Regions from separate parts of the Mus musculus genome. Here region 1 is linked to region 2. Evidence: chromatin loops called from intact Hi-C (ENCODE). Cell type or tissue: heart. All regions are shown on one strand. Links, peaks and the distances in the headings refer to the core of each region. The heading gives the core; the rest is flanking DNA.

What was found. Hi-C counts contacts between places; a loop is a spot of excess contacts. Peaks named below come from ENCODE experiments on the same cell type or tissue, not always from the same donor. Only the 100,000 strongest peaks of a DNase experiment are listed, where the experiment ranks them.
Region 1: a loop joins it to region 2, with 2.5 times the contacts of the local background. A loop is called at or near these places in 5 of 42 quality-filtered maps.

Annotation. Positions count from the first base shown.
Region 1 is chr17:24,492,979-24,495,882 of GRCm38, forward strand. The region is part of intron 1 of Caskin1 (CASK interacting protein 1); the gene reads left to right. Among named protein-coding and RNA genes, the nearest start is that of Caskin1, 5.6 kb to the left of the region's middle. In heart, for the core only: a CTCF peak has its summit at 1,830 (motif pointing right); no DNase peak of the experiment used is centred there; H3K27me3 peaks cover 761 bases.
Region 2 is chr17:24,666,402-24,669,305 of GRCm38, forward strand. No RefSeq gene overlaps it. Among named protein-coding and RNA genes, the nearest start is that of Zfp598, 1.8 kb to the right of the region's middle. In heart, for the core only: a CTCF peak has its summit at 1,248 (motif pointing left); a DNase peak (open chromatin) is centred at 1,230; H3K4me3 peaks cover 470 bases; H3K27ac peaks cover 194 bases.

The sequences.
Region 1 (2,904 bases), core at 297-2,796, 170 kb before region 2:
ATTAAAGGCGTGCGCCACCATACCTGGCTGCCTTTTTTTTTTTTTTAAACATTCATATTAGCCGGGTGTGGTGTTGCATGCCTTTAATCCCAGCTCTCAGGAGGCAAGAGGCAGGCGGATTTCTGAGTTCGAGGCCAGTCTGGTCTACAAAGTGAGTGCCAGGATAGCCAGGGCTACACAGAGAAACCCTGTCTCGAAAAACCAAAAAAAAAAAACCCCCCCCAAAAAAAAACCCATTCATATTTTTAATGTATGTGTGTTGTATTGATTTATGTGTGTGTACAAGTGTCGTGATGCACACGTCAGAGGACATTTGTGTGACTCAGCTTTCACTCTCTACCTTCGGCCGTGCTGACAACCACCTTTACCTGGTCTCATTTCTGCACACCCCTCCCCCACCCCCATGGCTTGTTTTGTTTTGTTTTGTTTTGTTTTTTTGAGACAGGATCTAACCTGCAGCTCAAGTTGAGCTGGAACTTGGAGCCCTCTGTCTTCCCCTCCAGAGTGTTCTGATGACAGGCACAGGTACCAGATCTGACTGTAGCTTATGGTTTTCAGAAGTTTTGTTTTGCCTGCCTGCCTGCTTGCCTGCCCTTCCTTCCTTCCTTCCTTCCTTCCTTCCTTCCTTCCTTCCTTCCTTCCTTCCTTCCTTCCTTCCTTCCTTCCTTCTTTCCTTCCTTCCTTCCTTCCTCCCATCCTTCCCACCTTCCTTCTCTCCCCTCTTTCCTTCCTTCCTTTCTGTTACAGAGTCTTAGGTAACCCAGGTTGGCCTCAAACTTTCTTTTGTGTGTGTGTGTGTGTGTGTGTGTGTTTTGTTTTGAGACAGGGTTTCTCTGTGTAGCTCTGGCTGTCCTGGAACTCACTCTGTAGACCAGGCTGGCCTCGAACTCAGAAATCCACCTGCCTCTGCCCCCCCCCCAATAAAAAAGAAGGCCTCAAACTTTCTATGTAGTCAAATTTGGCCTTGAACTTCTGATTGTTCTAATTTTTCTTGTGAGTGCTGAGGTCACAAGTGTATGCCACTATGTCTGGCTGGGAATGCATTTTAACAGCGCTCCAACTTGTGTGTACAAAGGACAAACCAAGGGGTAGGAGGGCTCAGTAGTGATACCAATGGGGAAGCAATGGCAGGGATCCTATCTGATGTGCCAGTCGAGCCCATGGTGCTAACCATGACCCAGTGAAAAGCGTAGGAGTGGAATGTGTTTTGAGTATATCTATACCTGAGAACACGACTCAAATCCATGAGCAGGACTCTCAAGATTGCCATGTTGTTGTTGTTGTTGTTGTTTTGAGACAGGGTTTCTCTGTGTAGCCCTGGCTGTCCTAGAACTCACTCTGTAGACCAAGGTGGCCTCATGCTCACATATATCTGCCTGTTTCTACCAAGTATTGGGATTAAGGGTATGCAACACCGCCACCATCACCTGGCTTAACATGTCTGTCTGTCTGTCTGTCTGTCTGTCTGTCTGTCTGTCTGTCTGTCTGTCTGTCTGTAGTAGGTGTAGTATGTATGTGTGTATGTATGTATGCATGTATGCATGCATGTGTGTATTTTAAGACAGGGTCTTGCTGTCTGACTCTGGCTATACTGAAACTTACAACGTAGATCAGGATGGCCTCAAACTCACAGGGATCAGCCTGCCTCTGACTCCCAGGTTCTGGGATTAAAGGAGTGTGCCACTCACTACCTGGCAGTCAGGGTTGACTCTCAATGCTCAAGCTGGTTGACCACTAGGAAAGTGCTCTACAGTTGATAAACTGGAATCTGAGTACTGATAAACTAGTATCTGAGAACACAGGAGGAACCAGAAGGTGGCGCTACCTTCATTCTATCCAGGAGAGGCTGTGAGATGTGGGGTCTGCCCAGCTGGTGTTAGCAAGGCCTTGTGTTCAAGTAATGTCCTGAATCTGATCAGCTCAGGGAATGCCACCTTTTCTAGCTCATGGAAGAGCCTAATGGCCAAGGCCACAGTGCTAGGAAGTGTCAGAATAAAGATTCAAATTCAGGTGTAGCTGGCTTCCTGGGCTTCAGGAATTGTCAAGAGACTCACATGCTGTGCCCAGTGGCTGAGGCTGAGCCAATCCAAGCTAAGCCCTACAGCCAGCCCACTGTGACTCTACTCTCTTGGCTCCCCTGCCTTTGGGTCCCCCACCCCCAACTCTGTCCTGAGCCTGGACAAAGGGGCTTCTGTCCTTCCAGCCCCCCCCCCCAGAGTGACTGACCCACAAATGGGTTATATAACCATGGCCCAGACAGGCAGGGGGTTGGCAAGAGTCCGGTGGACAAGGGCCCACTGGGATGGCTTTGGTGGGCTCCTCTTCTGAAAGCTCTAAAGAAAGCCAGGGTGAGGGAGGCCCCAAGATGAGAGAGACCCCAGAAGAGAAAGAGTGTGGGGCCCTGGGGTTTCAGTTGGTCTGAATATGGAGTCTGAACATGGCTTTTGTGGGCAAGGTGGCCATTAGCATCAGTTACGTGGAGCCCCTTGCCCACAAGACAGCCTTTCCTTCACCCTGCAGGGCTGTAGGGTTTATCCACATGGCAGCCAGAGCTGGCAGCAAGAGGGCCTGGAAACATAGTCCTTCCCCCAGAAATACCCCACTTCCGGGTGTTCCAGCCTCTTCAGCCACCCCCGGCCCCATCTGGGTCCTTCTGAGAGACAGATGGGGCTGGCTCTCTCCCTCCCACCAATGGCAGGTGCTGAGCCAGCATCTTAAGGGAGGGGTGCATGTGCACATGTGTGTGCCCATGTGGTACATGGGCTGATCTCCCATTCCCAGATGAAGACAGGCTGATGTTCACATATGAGTGCAATGGTAAACCAAGGCTCAAGTTGCTGCCACCTGGAGCTGAGTCCCTGCAGAGCTGGATGTGCAACTAGAGATTTAAGACCTTGCTAGAGC
Region 2 (2,904 bases), core at 202-2,701:
ACTGCTGAGCCATTTCTCTGCAGCCCCCAAAAGGAAGTGTTTAATTGGCCCTTGCTTACAGTTTCAGAGGCTTAGTCCACTGTCACCGTGGTGGGGAGTATCACACAGCAAGCACTGGTCTAGTTCCTAACCCCTCCAAGAGGGCTTCCCTTCTTCTTCTTCTTTTCTTTTCTTTCTTTTTTTTTTTGGGGGGGGGGGAGCAGGGTTTTTTTGTGTAGCTCTGGCTGTCCTGGAACTCACTCTGCAGACCAGGCTGGCCTGAACTTAGAAATCCACCTTCGTCTGCCTCCCAACTGCTGGAATTAAAGGCATGTGCCACCACTGCCAGGCAAGGGTTTCCCTTGATATTTGCTGTTGTCTAGGGAGTCCTTCGTGCTTCCTTTGGCTCTTTCAGTCTCTTTTACGGTTGTGTTGTTGTGTTTTTTTGTTTGTTTGTCTGTCTGTTTGTTTGTTTTTTTTTTTTTTGGTACATTTTGTTTTTACCCAGATCTCTCTACATGGCCCTGGGTGTCCAAGAGCTCGTGTAGATCAAGCCTGGGTCATTTGTCTTTCTGGTTTTGTTTCGTTTTGTTTTTTGAGACACAGGGTTTCTCTGTGTAGCCCTGGTTGTCCTGGAATTCTCTCTGTAGATCAGGCTGGCCTCCGACTCAGAAGAGATGTGCCTGTCACCACTGTCTGCATCCATTTGTCTTTTATCCTACAGGCTCTTTATGAATCTGTGAAGCAAAATGTTTGCATGCAGTTCCCCTCTGACCTGTCAAACCATGGACTGCATGACTGTGCATTTCCCAATGTGCTGGGCAGCTGTGCTGTCACAGTACCACAGCTACTCATCTGCTCTTTCTCATGCTACCAATTCAGTCAGCTCTATTAAAAACAGGCAAGAAGAGCTGGGCGTGGTGGCGCACGCCTTTAATCCCAGCACTCGGGAGGCAGAGGCAGAGGCAGGCGGATTTCTGAGTTCGAGGCCAGCCTGGTCTACAAAGTGAACTCCAGGACAGCCAGGGCTATACAGAGAAAACCTGTCTCGAACCCCCCCCCCCAAAAAAAAAAAAAAACAGGCAAGAAAAACCCCTGTAGAGATGCCTTTTACTAAATCTAAACCGGCAACACAAGAGGTAGGAGAGGAGAGCTTTCGCGTGACTCACGGCCTGAGCTGGAACAGCCAGTCTGCTTACCTGGCTAGAGAATGTTTATGCCAATCACAGCCTTGTCTCCTCAGTCACAGTAGGCCCTCTGCTGGCCAATCATGGGAAATAGTCCTCCTTTCTAGCCTGAGATGACTACAGGGTCATCTAGAGTTCCAGGTGTGTAGGTTTAAAAATGTCTGGTGTAGCCGGGCAGTGGTGGCTCACACCTTTAATCCATCCCAGCACTTGGGAAGCAGAGGCAAGGGGATTTCTGAGTTTGAGGCCAGCCTGGTCTACAGAGTGAGTTCCAGGACAGCCAGAGCTACACAGAGAAACCCTGTCTCGGAAAAAAAAGAAAAAAAAAGTCTGGTGTGAACTGTTTCAAACAGCTCTCTGATTGAGGCTGTGCCTTTAGGAGAGGGATAATCAACTCTGTTCACTGCGTTGTTTTCTCAGGTGTCTAAGGAGTGTTCAGAATGGTGGCAGATGGGTAGTCTGGCTGGCTGGCTGACTAAAAAAAAAGCCAGGGCAGCAAAGGGTGAGGCCAAAAGCTGTCAATTAGGAAGCCACATTCACCATCCCTCAGCCTGTACTTATTTGCACAAACTGGGACAATAAAGTACTTGCCATCAGCATCTAACGAGCTTATCATTAACATTCAATTGTCATCTTAACAGAAATGTTTTCATTTTTTAAAATTTATTTTTATTTTCTATGGACGTGTTTTGCTTTCCTGCCTGTGTACCACGTGTGTGCCTGGTGCCCTCAGAGACCAGAAGATATTAAACCTCCTGGAACTGGTTGTGAGCCTTCATGTGGTGCTGGGAATTGAACCTAGGACTTCTGCAAGAAAAGCTAGTGCTCTTAATTGTTGAGCCATCTCTCCAGTCCTCCATTTTAACAGATTTTTTTTTTTTTGAGACAGTGTCTCACTTCTACGTAGCCATGGCTGGCCTGAAACTATGTTGACCAGGCTGACTTCAAAACTTACAAAGTCTATGCCTGTGAGTGCTAGGATGAAAGGTATGTGACCACACCCTGTCATTTTAACAATACTTAGCCCTGCCCAGTTGCCTAAGAAAGGTAAATCCCCCTATCTGTCCGAAGATGGCAAATGTAGCCCGGTCTGCTTTACATAGTTGGTATGGCGACCCCAGTTTTACAAATGAGGTTATAGGCTTCAGTGGGGCAACCTAGTTCAGAAGCATGTAAGTCTAGGTACCAGGATTAGGGGTTTAAGTCATTTCTGATTCTAGCTAGCCATAGGCACTCTGGGGTCACACACACAATATACTGACTCTTTCTAGAAAGGGTTCAGATTTGGACCCATCTCGCTTCATCAGAAATCCGGAGACCGCCCAACAGCTGCAGACTTGAAGCCTCCGGTTCACTACTATCCACTCAAGCACCTCTGGGTGCTTCCCTTTCCTACATACTATGTCTGGCTGGATGTGTCTGTCTTACAACCAAGAAAACACGAGGTCCCTTCTCTAGTGGGATTGGGTGAGAATGTCTGGATGTCCTGATGTCAGAGGCTTATGTTCCAAACACAAGAGAGGTGCAGGGCTATAGAAAGGTTCCTAAAAATTTGTCGGATTCAGTCATTACTAGCTGAATTACTTATGTATGTATTTTGTGCTGGGAATGGAACCTAGGCACGGTAGGCAAGTCTCTGCCACTAAGCTATGTTCCCAGGACATCCAGTGAAATTTGCATTTAAGATACAAACATACTACATACTACGTCCAAGTAATGTTTGTGTGATACTTAGCTT